Regions from separate parts of the Homo sapiens genome. Here region 1 is linked to region 2. Evidence: chromatin loops called from intact Hi-C (ENCODE). Cell type or tissue: mammary epithelial cell. All regions are shown on one strand.

Region 1 (8,000 bases), 67 kb after region 2:
AATTCAAAATGCTATTGACAATCACATATTATTGCCTGTCTGCATTTCCTAAGAAAGCTGCAAAGCATGACAAAGACCCTTGATTGATTACGCTTCTTGCTTCTATAATTGTAAAAGGAGATACGTGCATAAAAATTTAGAATAGAATATTTTAAGGCTCCCAGAAGCACTAATGCCTTTTGATTCCCAGTTATTCTCCCTGCCTCAGCTCCAGTCCTTATTATAATGATGTACCCAGTGGTGAAAGGCTGGGGAACACAAAGGCTCACTAGCAAGAATCCTCTGCCATGAGGAACAGAATGCTCTTCAGAGGAGCCCAGCCTGACTACCTACCCATGCCAGAATCACCAAGCCTACGTTTGTCATCTCTGGTATGCCAATGGCAAAATGACCTCCTAACTTTGCCAAGATTTTTAAAAGAGCTGAGGAAAAAAACTCCCCAAGATGCCGCAGCGTAGAAAATAGCCAACTCTCCCCACAATGTTACATGTGAAGCCGCAAACACACATAAAAATGGCCAAGAGAGGCCAAGCCAATGGCCTCAGATGACAAGTGCATCTACTTGCAGTATAAACAAAGAATTCCGCAAGACTCACCCAAAAACAGCTTCTCACATCTATGCCCAGACATGATGTGACACTGGCTTCATGCTTTTGAGGGCACAATTTGGGCAACGGTCATTCCCCTGCCCCTAGGTTTCCATGTGACAGGACTTTGCTTTCTACTCTGTATTCTCTTGTCCCCAAAAGAGTGACTTTTGTGACAAGTGACTTTGGGAAATGGAACCACATGAGTGGGTTGGCCCCATGGCTGAGCATTCCTATAGAAGCTTATAGTATAAATTATCAGGAGAAAGCCTGCATGAGTTCTTCCTAATCAACATGCCCACAATGATGGGACAGTCAGCTCTACTCTGGCGACATGATAAGCTTTCTGCAGAAGCAAGTTCGTCCTCTACAAGTGAAAAGCCTGCAGTTTTGGAAAGCTGAGTTCAACAGAGGCAGCAAGTACTAAAAAGCATATGGCTAAACATCACGTTGCATTTTTCAATCAAGCTATTATCTGTAATAAAGCTGGTATGTTCATTTCCATCTGTCTGACTTCTGTGCTGATTTCTCAGTTGGTTCTGACTCAAGACAGGAAGCGAGTATTATTTTTATTGACCCACTAAAACTACACAATATCTTCCTAGAAACTCTTTCCTAGTACAGTCGTGCATCACTTACCAATGGAGATATGTTCTGAGAAATGCCTTGTTAGGAGACTTTGCTGTTGCATGAACATCGTAAGAGTGTACTCATACAAACCTGGATGGGACAGCCCTCTACACACCTAGGCTACAGGGTATAGCCTATGGCTCCTACGCTACTAACCTGTACAGCATGTTATGTACTGAATACTGTAGGCAACTGTAACACAACAGTAAGTATTTGTGTATCTAAACATATTGTCATGTATTATGCCATGATGACAAGATGGCTATGACATCACCAGGCCATAGGAATTTTTCAGCTCCACTGTAATTTTATGGGACCACCATCATATATGTAGTCTGTTGTTACCAAAATGTCATTATGCAGTACATGATGTACTCATAAAAACCATCTAGCAATCCCCGCAGCATCACCGATGATGCCACAAAGCAGAAGAAACCCAAGAGGGCAGCTGCCATGGCCAGGCATGTATTGCCTTTGCAGGAAGAGCTTTGCCAGGCCTGCCGTAATTTGTTAAGTTCGGGAACTGTCCATGGAAGAAAAATGAATGGTACCCAGCTGCATGATTTCAGGCTGCGTTTTTATTATAGGCTTCTAGTATAAATCACCAGAACAAAGCCTGTATGAACTACTCGAATGGCAGAGACAAAAATAGTGTCACAGAACACTGTTAGGTTTTTTTTTTGGACTACTACATATTTATATCACCAAAAGACTCCTAAGCTTTTGTACTCTCAGGCATCTTTGGTAATGTGTTCATACTTTATTTTCTGCACACTCCTACCTCTCTTTCCAGTACAGGAGTGCCCCCTTATCCATGAGGGATAGGTTCCAAGACCCCTGGGGGATGCCTGAGACCTCGGATGGTACCAAGTCCGATATAGACTATTTTTTTTCCTATCCATAGGTATGTATGATGAAGTTTAATTTATAAATTATGCACAGCAAGAGATTAACAACAATAATAAAAAAGAACAATATACTGTAATCAAAGTTATATGAATGTGGTCTCTCTCAAAATATCTTATTCTCCTGTACTGAGGGTAACTGAAACTACACAAAGGGAAACTACAGATAAGGGAGTACTATTGTATTACAGATTTTTGGTTGCAGTAGTGTACAAAATTCATTTTGAACAGTTAATAATTCTAAGTATAACACTGCCTTCTCTAATAAGGGCTTATTATTTTGCTCCATATCTCATCCATGTGCATATTTTTGAGGGAAAACAAACCAATAAAAGGATGTGGAAATGGGAGAAAAGGCTTTCCCAAACAATACTGGCAGTTTCTTGCTCAGGAATGAATTTGTGGGGAGATGAGCAAGCTGCCTGGAGACTTCCATTACTAGGAAAGGAACATCAAGCTCCTAAGAAACACTGCTGAGTCAGGGAGATGCTCTGCAGACCCAGAAGATTCACCCAGGGGGAGGCCAGACGAGGTCCCTCAGGTTCGCCAAGGCTCAGGTGGAGAGGAAAGCGAACTCTCAATTTCCTCATTGATTTCTCCCACTAGAGCCAGCTGCTCCTGTCAACACCATCATATTGCTTTTTGTTGTTCTTTAGGAGGAGTGAGATGGCATCATCATTTCTACACAAAGGTTAAGGGAATCATTTTATTAAGGATGAAGCTTTTTTTGGGAAAATGATCATCTTTAAAGGCAATAAGTGAGAGAGTGCATCCTTGCACATCTAGCGGGAATTTGGAAAGAGCTCAGTCACCTGATCTGTGTCTGTGATGAGAGGACAGATAAAAGGTACTGGGATGTGCACCAACCTTGGCCCTAACTAGTGTGAACTGCAATACATACACAACAACACAGAAGAATTACAATGGGAAGGGAGGGATATGGTTTTTTTTTTTTTTTTGAGACGGAGTCTTGCTCTTTCGCCCAGGCCGGAGTGCAGTGGCGCTATCTCGGCTCACTGCAAGCTCTGCATCCCCGGTCCATGCCATTCTTCTGCCTCAGCCTCCTGAGTAGCTGGGACTACAGGCGCCCGCCATCGCACCCGGCTAATTTCTTGTATTTTTAGTAGAGACGGCATTTCACCGTGTTAACCAGGATGGTCTCGATCTCCTGACCTCGTGATCCGCCTGCCTTGGCCTCCCAAAGTGCTGGGATTACAGGCGTGAGCCACCGCACCCGGCTGGGAGGGATATCTTAATGGGACAGGGCAAGGGGGCCAGAGAAAGGTTAAAGGTGCCTTCCCTGCTCCATTCTGAGTCACCCATATTCACAGCCTTTGTTTCATCCCCTCCCTTCTATAAGGTTTCAACCTTAATAAAGTTTCAGCCAGATTATAGATTTTGGTGGGTGGCAATGGGACAGGGGGTATGGGAGTCTGCCCTAAGAATTGATAGTCTGCTCTCAGACAGGCTTGGGGTCAGATGTACTAACTCTGTGGTCCAGAAGCCCCCAAGCTAAGAGGTAAATATGGAAAATGGCCCTGGCTTAGACCTGGAGCATCAGGCAAAAGCCAATGCAAAAGTGCTTTAAAGAGATGCACTCTCAACAAGATCCCACAAATAAAGCCCTGTCAGATATGGCTTCATAATAAAAAAATTACAAAATACACCAGAGAATCATCTACTGCCAGCCAGAATCAGCAGTCAAGCAAAAAGCATAATAAGATCACCCAAGAACTTCAGGTAATGGAATTACTGAATACAGACTATAAAATAAGTAGCTGTAAAATTATGAAAGAAATAAAGAACTGAATACATGAAAAAGGAACAAGTTATTTTCAAAAGGCTAGAGAAATTTAAAAGAGAAAAACAGAATTTCTGTAATTGAAAGATCTAGTGAACTAAAAACCTCAATGGATATGTAAAAGAGTGAATATTATAAAGAAAATTAGTGAACTAGAAGTCAGTGTAGAGAAAACTGGCCAGAATGAAGCCTAGAGAAAAGATCCTAAAAGAATTTTCCCATGACCGCTATTTGCATCGTGATCAACATACAGCTAAGAGCTGCCCATAGACAGGCCTGCTTTCTTCATGGTGAGTCTGGGGAAATCCGATGCACAGGGCCCTGAATTGGAGGCTAATTAGGTGAGATTTCCTTTATCCATTTCTTCTTCTGACTCAACATTCTTGTCTTTGCTCTCTCCCTAGGTTTAGATCTCACACCTAGAGGGCATCATAACACATGGTGCATACAACCAGCATCAGTGCTGTGTAGTCAGTGCCTCTGTATGTGTATAAGCATGTGGACATACATCTATAAACATATTACACACACATCTGTTAATGAGATTAATGTTTTTGGATGTATACTCATATATACATATCTGTAAAATAATAGCCACCTACATAAATCTGACTTCCAGCAACTTCAACTATAGTGGAACAGGTTGAGAGCTAATCACTGAACTGGAAGTGAGAAACTTTGGTTCTAATCTGAATGGAATGTTAAGAAATTGTGTGACCATGGGTAAGTCCCAACAGCAGTTCTCTCATCTGTAAATTAAAAGGACTGAACTGAATGATTTTCAGGACCTCTTCCTATTCTATTGTCACATGGTGATGCTAAATAGCTTTCATAGCATCCATGTACTTTCTTTTGTAGGACAGGTTTCTACTCAGAGCTTTGTTCTTATTTATATTTACAAAAGTGATAATCTGACTTTGTGAACTAATCAGAAATAATCATTGAGAAGTGAAAAATGAGCAAGAAGGGATTCCTAGAGCCAAATATACTGACAGCAGCTTTAAAAACCCAGTGAGGAACACATAACCATAAAAGCAGGGAAAAACACTGTAATATGAAACCTAAAAACAATGGCTATCTTTAGCCATTTACTGTAGGATCAAAAAGCTTTACACACCTCAATAGACCTTGAAGCCACCATTATAACACTGAGCAATAACTGATGTTGCTGATAAGCTTGGGTAATCAAGAAAAGGTTGTCTTATGTTCAGCCAGGACAAGAGACCCATAAAGAAGTTTAAAAAATAGCTAAAGGGTTTTAGACAGGAAAATCCTTTTATATGGATGCCTCGTGTGTGTACGCACGTGTATGTACGTGTATGCAAGTATATAGGGAAATATTTACAAGGGGTGCTATACACATGTTCTATGCAAGGTACTGTCAAGTAGCCCAAGAAAGATCCATGAATTGCTCTTTAGAAGCGTATAATCAAACACAGAAATCCTTATAAACAACATACATAAAACATAAAAAGATGTTCAGTCAACTGTATGAAACAAATACATATTGATAGAAAGTAGAGGCCAGGCATGGTGGCTCATGCCTATAATCCCACTTTGCGAGGTGGAGGCAGGAGGACTCCTTGAACCCAGGAGTTAGAAACTAGCCTGAGCAACATGGTGGGGCCCTGTCTCTAAAAAAAATAAAAATAAAAATAGTAGAAGCATTATTATTAATATGGTTAGGTTTCAGGTGGGGAATATTGCATGCAAAGCTGGTAGAGAGGTAGGGAAGTGAAAATTGCTGTGAAGAGAGAGGCTTTCAAGAACCCACTGAAAGTTAGAAAAAGATCTATGGCAGGGAAGGAGTCAAATGCTTCCCACAGGGAGGGAGGTGAGATCATGCTGCCTCCTGAACATGAAAGTCATCATTGTCATGAGTCACTGAGTTCATGGGAGACATCCGGTTAACTAAGTTATAAGGCAGGTTTAGACCATCAGCAGAGTAAAAGCTGAAAAGGAACATTCCACATTTGTGGGTATGAGCTCACAGACACATACCTCCTTTAGGGTGACAAGGGTCACTATACAAAACACCTAATCCCTGCAACACCTCACTCTCAAAAGCATGGAGGATAACTATAGAAGTGATTTGCAGAGTGACTGGCAAGAAGCAAGTCTGAGTATACAACATAATTATAAATCTTTCAGATTACATTAAAGCAAATCATTGAAATGGAAAGAAATTTCATAGAAAATGGTCACATTTTGTCTTCTTAAATAGCTAAACATCATCTAAGTGTGAATGGACGGAGAGATAAATGTAGATCTGATTATAAATGTACGTATTTAAAGACTTTTCCCTAATGATGCTATCTTCAATTTCTGTTTCATTTCTACATTTTGAGTTAAAAACAACTTTTATAATTATGTTTAGAATTAAGAGCCAGAAAAGCATTTCAGAAAGCCTGATGCTCCCTAGACTAGTCAAGGGTTTCTAAATCTAGCAGGTTCTTCAAAACAAAAGTTATCACCAATATCTTCTATGTTCAGAGTCGGAATGCTGCAGATTTACCTAGCTTGAACGAAATCTGTCATAAGGAATCTAAAAAATAAATTAATTCCAAAGTACTTTAGAAAAGCGTTCACATCACTATTTCTTCAGGGAGGCAAGACCCCTTCTGCTGCAATGTGCATACATATGTTCCAGAAGGAATCTCTAGCAGAAAGCACAGCATTTGCATTGTTTGTTAGTTCCCAGAGGGCAGGCATCACATCATATTTATTCACATCATATTTCTTCCCCTCTTCATTCCCCTTATTCTGGCTAATAATAGTATGCACTCTTGTGAATAAAAGAAAGTTTTGTAAAATGTAGTAAACAACATTCCTGTTTTCATTCCATAGCTTCCAGGGCCAATTCTAAATACCTTTGATATGGAAAGCCCTGAATGCTTTTTTAAACAGGCTGATCCTGAGAAAAGAGGAGAATATTCTTGCATACATGTGTGAAAAACAGCTTTTATGGTCTTTTCCCCAGTTCTGGAGACAAGAGGCATTCACAGTTGCTAGGGAGTTCTATGTTACATACAGATAAGAGCTTTCAGACAAGCAAAACAAGAGCAGAGCTTCTCATTTCTTATTAAATGAATTGTAGTGCAGCCTGATTATCAGGAGTTATCTACTGTGCCACACTGAGCATTCCTACCAGCCAGCTACGGCAGAGGCAACGGTGTCCTCTCCCCTTTCCCCTGCGTGGGAACTGACACCAGGAGAGGGCAAGCATTTCCGATGACAAAAAGTGAGTGTGTGTGTATGTGTAAACATGGGTTTGCACATGCATAAATTTCAAACAAACTTGATTCTTTGCTGAAATCTCACCATTACTGGAAATATTACTTGGCCAATTATGAAACAGACTTGTAAAGCCCATGACATTTTACCAAACAAATATATTTTCTTTCTTATTTTTCTTCCCATTTCACAACCATATACAAAGTATTACAAGTAGAAAAATTGGAATGGTATTGTTAAATAGGAAATAACTAACTTTAAGCAAACAACCTAAGATCCTGTCTATAGATCTATAGGTGAATAATTACTTAATAAATTAAGGAAGACTTGGCACCACAGTAAAGAGATTTTACTAGGTCCAAATAATGAGTGAAGCTGAATCCCTACTAATAAAAACAAAGAATGCTGTCCTTAGTGTAGCTGTAATCCTGCCTATAAGCAGTGAAATGGGCTGGCTGACCTTTTCATCCTCAAGATTTATGATGGGCTTCCATAAAATCCTAAAACTGAGGGAAAATAAGAAAATAAAAAGATCCTAAAAAACATTCAGAATAAGGGTTACTAATCAGAACGGGGAGGGGGTTGGTCAAGACAGCAGGTGTGCTCCAGACATGCTGGGGAACAGGGAGATGGAGGCAGGAGGCAGAAATGAAGTATTCTATTTATACACACATACATTTATATATACATATAAATTTACAAATACACAGATGTGTACATGCCCAGAGCCAAGCTCAAAGCAAGCAAGAAAATCCCCTGGGGCCGCAGAAGTAATGGTAGTTTAAAGCCATGTGACACCAGGGGTAACCACAAGAGACAGGACAACACATTTTCTACTCACTT
Region 2 (8,000 bases):
TGAGGAAGCCAGGAGGTGCTGAATTCCTATCAGATAGCCACTGACTCTTAGGGCCACCACGTGACCTCCTGCTCTGCAGCGTCTCCAAGGGCAATGACATGAGGATCTGCACTCAAGTGCCACAGAACAAGCCTGAAACTACTGGCACGTCTTTATCAGTCACCACAGATGAGGCAGGAAGACGAGGCTGTGGAGGCCCAGTGCAGGCTCATTTTCCTTATCGAGAGCTCTTTACAGAGCTGTGAGTGTCCCCGGCAAGCTGATGGGTGGGTGGGTATTATTCTGAAAAAGATGCCGACAATTTTTTTCCCCACTGAAAAAATATCTCTAGACAATATGATTAGACTTGGGGAGGGAGGGATGCCACTCGTTTTAGCTTTTATGTCTTGTGCTGTGCTAAGAACACAAAATGACCTGGTTTTCAGTCATGCTCCTGTCAGGGATTTTCTCCACAATTTATGAATACTTTTCCCTTCTGCCTTTCTTCCCACCTCTTAGAAGCATGAAGCTGAAGTTCCTGTACTCTCCCTGCTCTGCCGGCACACCTGCTGGTTCTTTACTGGGAGGTCCTTAGGAAGTAGCGCTAACCACAACAGATTCGAAATGCCAACCCTGGGAGAGGGCGACACACCTGGGAGGTCACAGCTTGGATTTCGTGAGCTTGCTGACACCCTTTTAAACTACACCTCCATGGAGAGTAAACTCCAGGGGTGGCATCCTTCTTATAGGAAAAGAAGTTGTGTTTTTCCAATATCCACCTATTTCATCTCTTCTGACCTTAACTAAAAAGATGACAGTGAGGGAATTATTGATGAAACTGGGTCAGCCATTCTTAGGAAGAGCCTCTGGGCTGCCACAGGGAGCGATGGCGAGGCTCTTGGGCATGTCCTGGGGCTGGCTCTGGCCCTCTCCCCTGCCCGAGATAGTCACCACTTGAGGATGGGCCTCCATCACAGAGTGGCAGAGCTGCTCCAGTGCCCCCTGGTCCTGCATCAGTTCAAGCTGCTTTTCTGAAACAATCTGCCCTGGAGTCTTGCCTTCCCTCTTCCACAGTTCCTCAAACACCTATGGACCAGAGAAGGGAGAGGAAAGAGAAATGAGAAGTCAGCTCTTCTGCCAGCTCCATTTGCAGTGCTGTGCTGTGTGGAGCTGGGGTGGGAATGAGCAGATTCAATTAAGTCCCCACTGCCTGGGCCTGGCCCAAAGGGAAAGGGCACCTGGCTGCCCTGCCAGAGCGTTGGCTCTCCTGAGGCATCCCTGAGTGCAGGGCTGGGGAACAAGGCCAGCTAGGTGGAGTGAATGCACCTGGGGTCTCCTCCTGAGGCTGAAGTCTCCCTCAGCATAAGGTGTGAGAGGACTCGGGCCAGCCAGATGCCCTCGTGCCCAGAGGGATGGTGAGTCCTGCCCGGCTGACTCCACATGGCGGGGGGGGGCCGCGGGAGGCGTGGAGGTGCCCATCACTCATGGGCGCCTGCTGACGGGAGTCGGCGGGCCACTGATGGATCTGTCTCATGGCCGCCGAATTAATTGAGGTGACATTTTGGTGAAGGATGGGGCCACACAGCCTGCAGGAGGTAACCACGGTACTAAATAAAGTCCAGAAACAGCATGCTGGGAAAGATGACTTTAGGGAGGCAGGAAAGTAGCCCCGTAATGAAGATACAAAATGGCAAACAACTGAAAACATAAATTAGAATCCACAGGGGCCCCCTGGCCTACCACATTCATCTCCTACAGGTAGAGCCGGACCCAAATCAGACTAGGATAATGAACGCTAATGTTTGGGGCATTTTTTTTTTACTTAAAAAATGACAACAACAAATCCCCAAATTCATCAAACCTGAGAAAAAGGAAACCATTTTCAAGGAAGGCTATTTCCTAGGGTAGCTGTTTTCCTCATTTCTCTTGTCTTCTAGCGAAAGCCAGAATTGGGAGCCGGGAGGAGGGCTTCCTCTGTTGGTCTCCCACCGGTGCCACCTCCGTCCAGTCCACAGTCATGACTGAACACCCAACTTTCCCTGTTACCTTGGTGGCCGAGAACGGGCCAACCAGGAGCCATTCCTCCTGGAAAAACAGAGCTCTTCCATAATTAGCACGAACAGCAAAGCAAATAAAAGGGAGATGCTCTGAGTCTCAGCAGGGCTCAAAGTCTTCCCCAGTCTGATTCAAAAACAAACCACAAATACTTATCACTGCTGGGACAGGCACTGCGCCTTCAGCCTGGTGCCTCAGAACGTGCGCTGTGACTGTGGCCAAGGAGGTGTGCTTGGCAGGTCCTGGGTAAGCTCCCTACAGGGCACCCCTCTGCCGCTGCCCGACTGCTCAGGAAAAGCCTGGCCCTACTCTTAGAAAAATACAGAATGCACGTGCCTCCAACTCAATTCAGCAGATATGTACGTGGCCTGACAATGAGGAAACCATTGGGAGAAAGGGGGCACAGAAGCGGGAAGAAACTTCCTCACTCTCAACATGCTTATCAGTGGAGTGCTGCCAGCAGAAGCACTGGGGACCTGGATGGCGTTCCATGGAGCTGCCCTGTAAGTCGGAGGAGTCCATCTGCCCCCTTTCTCTGACACGTTTATTTTTTGAACTAGGACTTAAATTTTAAAAATCATTTTCTAATAATAAAAGTTAATACACATTCACTGCAGAAAATATAAGGAAATACAGGAGAGATCAAAAGAGATCACCGGAATTCCCATTTTCTCAAGAAAACCAATGTTAATATTTTGGTGTTTTTTCTTCCCATCTTTTTCTTTCTGTTTTGTAACATACTTGGGATCATAACGTATATTCAGTTTGTGTCCTGCTTTCTTTCATTTAGCACAGAAGTACTTTCTTAATAAAAAGATCTAGCTAGTATCCATCAGATGTATTTATCATAATTTATCCCCTCCTCGTAGATATCTAGACTTTGACCAGTGTTGATTTTGTTCATCTGCACAGACTCCCAAAAAAGCTCCTAGCTGAAAACCTGGCTCAAAACAGAAACCACCTGTAAGGACTTGCTCGTGAAAAATCTACGCAGCAGTTCCCTCCAGGAAAACCAGGCGGACGAGCAGCCTGTGCCTGGAAGTAGGCGGGGCCCCTCCTGGGTCTGCGTCTGCAGACACAGACCAGGGAGCGATTTCTCAGCGCCTGTGGTAGCTGCTGCGGTGGGAAGCACACGGCAGACCCTGAGCAGGCTGGCCAGTGAGCCAGCCTCTTTCTGACGGGACCCACAGCTCGAATGTTGGCTGGATTTGCCTGGGCCAAAATAAGCGGAAGAGTGGCAGAGTGCTTGGGGATCACTTCCAATCACACCATTCAGAAGGAGAAGCAGTGCACCTCTAGGACAGATGCCTTCAAACGAAGAGGCTGGCTGCTCCCCGAGAAGGAGGGCCAGGCGGGGTGGTACCAAGCAGTGCCGCTAGAGAAACATCATTCAGCAGCCTCCTGGAACACATGGGAGCCCGGTGGCTGAAATGTCCTTTCCTCCCAGAGTTAGAATACATAATGTTAGTTAACTCCACAAATTAGTGCAGTGGCCATGACAGTCGAGGCCCCCAGTCCCCAGTCCCCTAGGCTTATACAACAGACGCCGGTTGTCCCATCCTTTGCTCAATCCTATTTAAGACGAGGATTGTGCACTCCTGGCTGGAGTCCAGGAGGGTGGGAGCCACTGGGTGGTAGTGGAGCGGCCCTGTCTCCAGGCCAGACTCTCCTGCTCCTGGCCCTCTTGACGCTCACAGAGTGGCCTCTGTGGCTGCCGAGCCCTGTGCTGCAGCATAAATCCTCAGCTTTTGTCTGTGTTTAATCCCACCCTGAGAAGTGATATCCAAGTGCAACTGTTTCCAGCCAGGAGCGCAGCTCCCAGGCCCTGCTGCTGCCTACCCAAGACAAACAGATGTAACAAGGAATTTCTAGCACAGTGCTGGTCCTCTGTGTTAATAAATGGCCGACCAGGAGTACTGGGTAATGCAAGCTGGGAACTCCCCATCACACACAGACACTGGAGCCGGCTCTGACACATGGGGCAGAGACTCGGCCTTTGGTTCCCTGAGGACTGAATTTACACACCCTCTTAGTTGCCACCCAACTGTTTCTAGCTAAAGCTATTTTTGAAGTATCCTGAAGGAAAGCACACAAGACTCTAGCCTCTCCCTGCCTGTCCTGGGTTTCCAAGGTCAGGATATGGTGGAAAGACCTGTTCAAGGGACATGGCATGGAGGGAGCTGTCACAGTTACAGAGAAGGGAGCCCCCTTTTTGGTCAAAGGCAAGTATTGTGAAAGGTTACTTTTCTAGAAAGGCACAAACATCAACCCAAGCCCCTAATAAAGCGGGGCCCAGTAAACTGTGCAGATAACTGAAGCACTAAAGAGAGAAAAAGACATCTAGTCATTTGTAATACAGCTTTGGTGCATGATATATAACATTTTGTACATTAAAAGGTTTTTGGCGATTTCTCTTTAAAGCAGACCACAAAGTAGACAAGAGATTGGTTATTATGGAACACTTGTGTGTTAAACGCGATTTCCATCTCTGCGGCACCCAATTCCAGAAACGTTAACTGGACAATCCTCAGGGGATGGTGGATCATCTGCATCTGTTTCCAGACGTGCATGAAGGATCTCCTTCGTACACCTACACAACCCATGCGATTTCCCTTGAACCATGACTAACCAGCTGTCTGGACGACATCCAGGGCGAGTCACAAGAGGCTTGGGAATCCTGGGAGGCTGTTTTCAGGTTAGCTGTAACTCTGACAGTTTGGGAGTCTGATGTGTCCAAGCTGACCCTGTCTTTAGTGAGGGGAGGAGACGGGGTGCCACCTGCCACTTCAATACACAGCCTGGGTCTTGTGAGGGGCACACGGGGTGCTTTTGTCTACAGTTCCCAGGAGATAACTGCTCATGATGATATATAATTTCCCAGCTTCTATTTCTGATTCTGAAGAACAAGGCTGCTTTGTGGCAGCAACCTCTTAACTCCCCTGGCTCTGGGGTGCTGAAGGGATGAGGTTTGTAAATGTCGGGAGCACTGGCAGGACACCTGGGAGGAGGGTGCAGTGAAAGGCAGAAGGAATGAAGATAATGCACAAGGAAGTGGGTGAGAGACAGGCAGAGAAAGGCAGATTCATAACCAATTAGAGCACAAAGTGGGAGGTTCTTTGGAATTCGGAATTCTGCTCTCAGGACATGATTCTTCTTTCTGTGTGTCTGTCATCCCTAGGAGTCAGTCACTCAGTCACCTTTCTTCCTTATCCCCTGGTCATCTATCTAATCACTTATTGGAGCCTCTTCCAGTTCTGCCAGAGGCAACACCAATAACCAGTAGGATCAGAGAGTCTCTGTTCTGGCTCACAGCTTTCTAAAACCCAAGCCATGCTTGGACTCTTCTATTAAATTTGGAAAAAAATATCTGTAACACATTTTTCTTTTTTAAAAAAGTACACTATAAAAATAAGATACAAAAATATTCTCAACAGATTATGGAAATGCAAATCAAATCCTCCCTGATACGACTTCACACCCACTAGGACGGCTATAGAATCAAAAAGATGGACAATAACAAGTGCTGGTGAGGACATGGAGCAACTGGAACCCTTGCACACTAACAGGTGAGACTGTAAGATGGTGCGGCCATTTTAGAATACAGTCTGGCACTTCCTCATTATATGAATGAAACACAGCATTACCATATGACCCAGAAATTCCATTCCTATAGGTATACATCCAGCCTGTGTGCAAAAACTTGTACATGAATGTTTAAGGCTGCATTATTCCTAATAGCCAAAATGTGGAAACAACTCAAATGTCCATCAACTGATGAATGGACAGACAAAATGGAATGTGTCCGTACAATGGTGAAGGGGCTTGGCAGACGAGCAGCCCCATTTAGCCCTAAAAAGGCGTGAAGGACTGATGCGTGCCGCAACACAGATGTACTTTTCATAAAATGTCCAGATAAAATAAAAATAAATAAATAATACAAAGTCAATAAATACATAAAATATCCAGATAAAATGCTTGACACTATATAATTAATAATAAGAAATAAACTAAAAAAAAGTACACCATAACTTCAGTTTTTGAAAGTCTTTATTGCTATCTTTCCTTCCTCCCTCCTCCTCCTTCTTCCTTCATGATGTTCATCTGATATTAAAGGTAGTTATTTCAAGGTGGTAGAACCTGAGAATCTTTGTTTTTCTACATTACTTATATTTTTTTATGATCAACATATATTACTTTCCCCCAGAAAATCAGTAATTTCCTAAAAACAGAAAAAAAAGGTAGAAAAACAAAAAAAACCCCAAGGCAATGATACATCACGGGGACCCCCTTAAGCAACACACACTAGACACCCTTCTAGCCAGGCTTGTATTTTCGCTTGACTGCCTCACAGAAGTCCCCTCCTTTAAACATGCTGGAAGCTGATAAAATCTGAAAGCGTCCCTACATCTGAACCCAGCTGTCAGCTTCCAACATTTTCCATTTCTTCTTACTGGAACTATCTTATTCACCGCACTAGGTATTTTGTTCTGTTGTGTTGTGGGGCAGGATGAGTAGGAAAAGGGGAAGGTTTTTCCCTTCTTTCATTTCACGTGCAATAATTCAATGTGTTCTTCTCTCTCTCTCTCTCTCTCTACATATATATATAGTGCTTTTTCTGCCCTCAGGCCATCTAAACTTCCTGCAACTGCTCAGCATTGTCATAAACATTTGTATTCCCCTGACATCCAGACAAGCAAGAGCCTTTCCTAAACGCGGTGAGGTCCCTGTAGTTGACAGCCTCACTCGAGGTGGGTAAACAGAGCTTTTATTAGTCCCGTCTCCAGTTCCACAGCACCCAGCCCGGTGCGTGCACTATGGTGCCTCATAATTATCCCAAAGCAGCCACTTTCCCCAAGCCTCCCTTTGTAACCTGCCACTACTGTCGGTGCAGATAAACGTTACATGCAAAAGGCACCATTAAAATAACATTAAACTTCTGGCTGAAGCATTGACAGCTGCGATCACTGAAGCTGAGATGAGGCAGCCACCTTGGTGTTCTTGATCTTTCTGGTTATGTGTTTTTTTTGTTTTTGTTTTTGTTTTTTGAGACGGAGTCTCGCTCTGTCACTCAGGCTGGAGTGCAGTGGCACAATGATCTCAGCTCACTGCAACCTCCACCTCCCTAATTGAAGTGATTCTCCTGTATCAGCCTCCCAAGTAGCTGGGATTACAGGTGCCCGCTGCCACACTCAGCTAATTTCTGTATTTTTAGTAGAGACGGGGTTTTGCCATGTTGACCAGGCTGGTCTCAAACTCCTGACCTCGTGATCCACCCGCCTCAGCCTACCAAAGTGCTGGGATTACAGGCGTGAGCCACTGTGCCCGGCCCTCTGGGTATGTATTTGTAAGAATCTTCTGAATTCCACGAGTCTGTCAACTGCCTAGCACTTAGGCAGAGGTATAGACAGACAAAAGGCTGCTTAGGATGATGCTATTTTTCTGAGTTTTCACACACCGGGCATGTCTGTAACATTTTATCTACAAAGTGCAGAGTCTGACTTCACCCTCCTTGTTGAGGACAGACTCTCTGAGGGCAACCATGCAGCAGGGACAAGGGAGCCCTGGGACTGGCTGGGAGGCGGTGTGGGGGCGGGACAAGAGCCCCAGCAGGCTGAGAGCTGAGCTGAGGCTGCCTTGGGCACGAGGGAAAGTTCTCAGGTGTAAAAGGGCTACAGGAGACATGTCAGGCGGAGATGTTCAGGGCAAGACCAGACAATAACTATTTCCCCAGGTTAGCGGTGATGACGAGAAGCAAACTGCCTGCATTGCACATATTGGCTTCATACGCTTGCTAAATAAAATGTTTCTACCTTTCAGCATTAAAAACACCACTACTGGCATTTAATACTTCCATGATGAAAGTCACTCAGTGATGGCATTTGGGTGTCACAGAAAACATTTCTTGGGACAGTAGCACAGTCAGAAGCTGTCGGGAGTGTGGACATACCTGTTTAGCTGCTGATGAA

Evidence for each region. Hi-C counts contacts between places; a loop is a spot of excess contacts. Peaks named below come from ENCODE experiments on the same cell type or tissue, not always from the same donor. Only the 100,000 strongest peaks of a DNase experiment are listed, where the experiment ranks them.
Region 1: a loop joins it to region 2, with 2.3 times the contacts of the local background. A loop is called at or near these places in 1 of 110 quality-filtered maps.

What each region holds. Positions count from the first base shown.
Region 1 is chr4:151,739,026-151,747,025 of GRCh38, forward strand. All of the region lies in intron 2 of GATB (glutamyl-tRNA amidotransferase subunit B), which reads right to left. Among named protein-coding and RNA genes, the nearest start is that of GATB, 18 kb to the right of the region's middle. In mammary epithelial cell, a CTCF peak has its summit at 4,356; a DNase peak (open chromatin) is centred at 5,826; H3K27ac peaks cover 3,616 bases.
Region 2 is chr4:151,671,832-151,679,831 of GRCh38, forward strand. GATB (glutamyl-tRNA amidotransferase subunit B) reads right to left here. Exons shown (of 13, transcript NM_004564.3): 11 at 7,982-8,000; 12 at 931-1,065. LOC107986197 (a long non-coding RNA gene) reads left to right here. Exons shown (of 2, transcript XR_001741447.3): 1 at 1-4,729; 2 at 5,469-6,059. Among named protein-coding and RNA genes, the nearest start is that of GATB, 85 kb to the right of the region's middle. RefSeq lists an enhancer at 716-1,515. In mammary epithelial cell, CTCF peaks have their summits at 3,052 and 4,547; DNase peaks (open chromatin) are centred at 3,060 and 4,680; H3K4me3 peaks cover 460 bases; H3K27ac peaks cover 900 bases.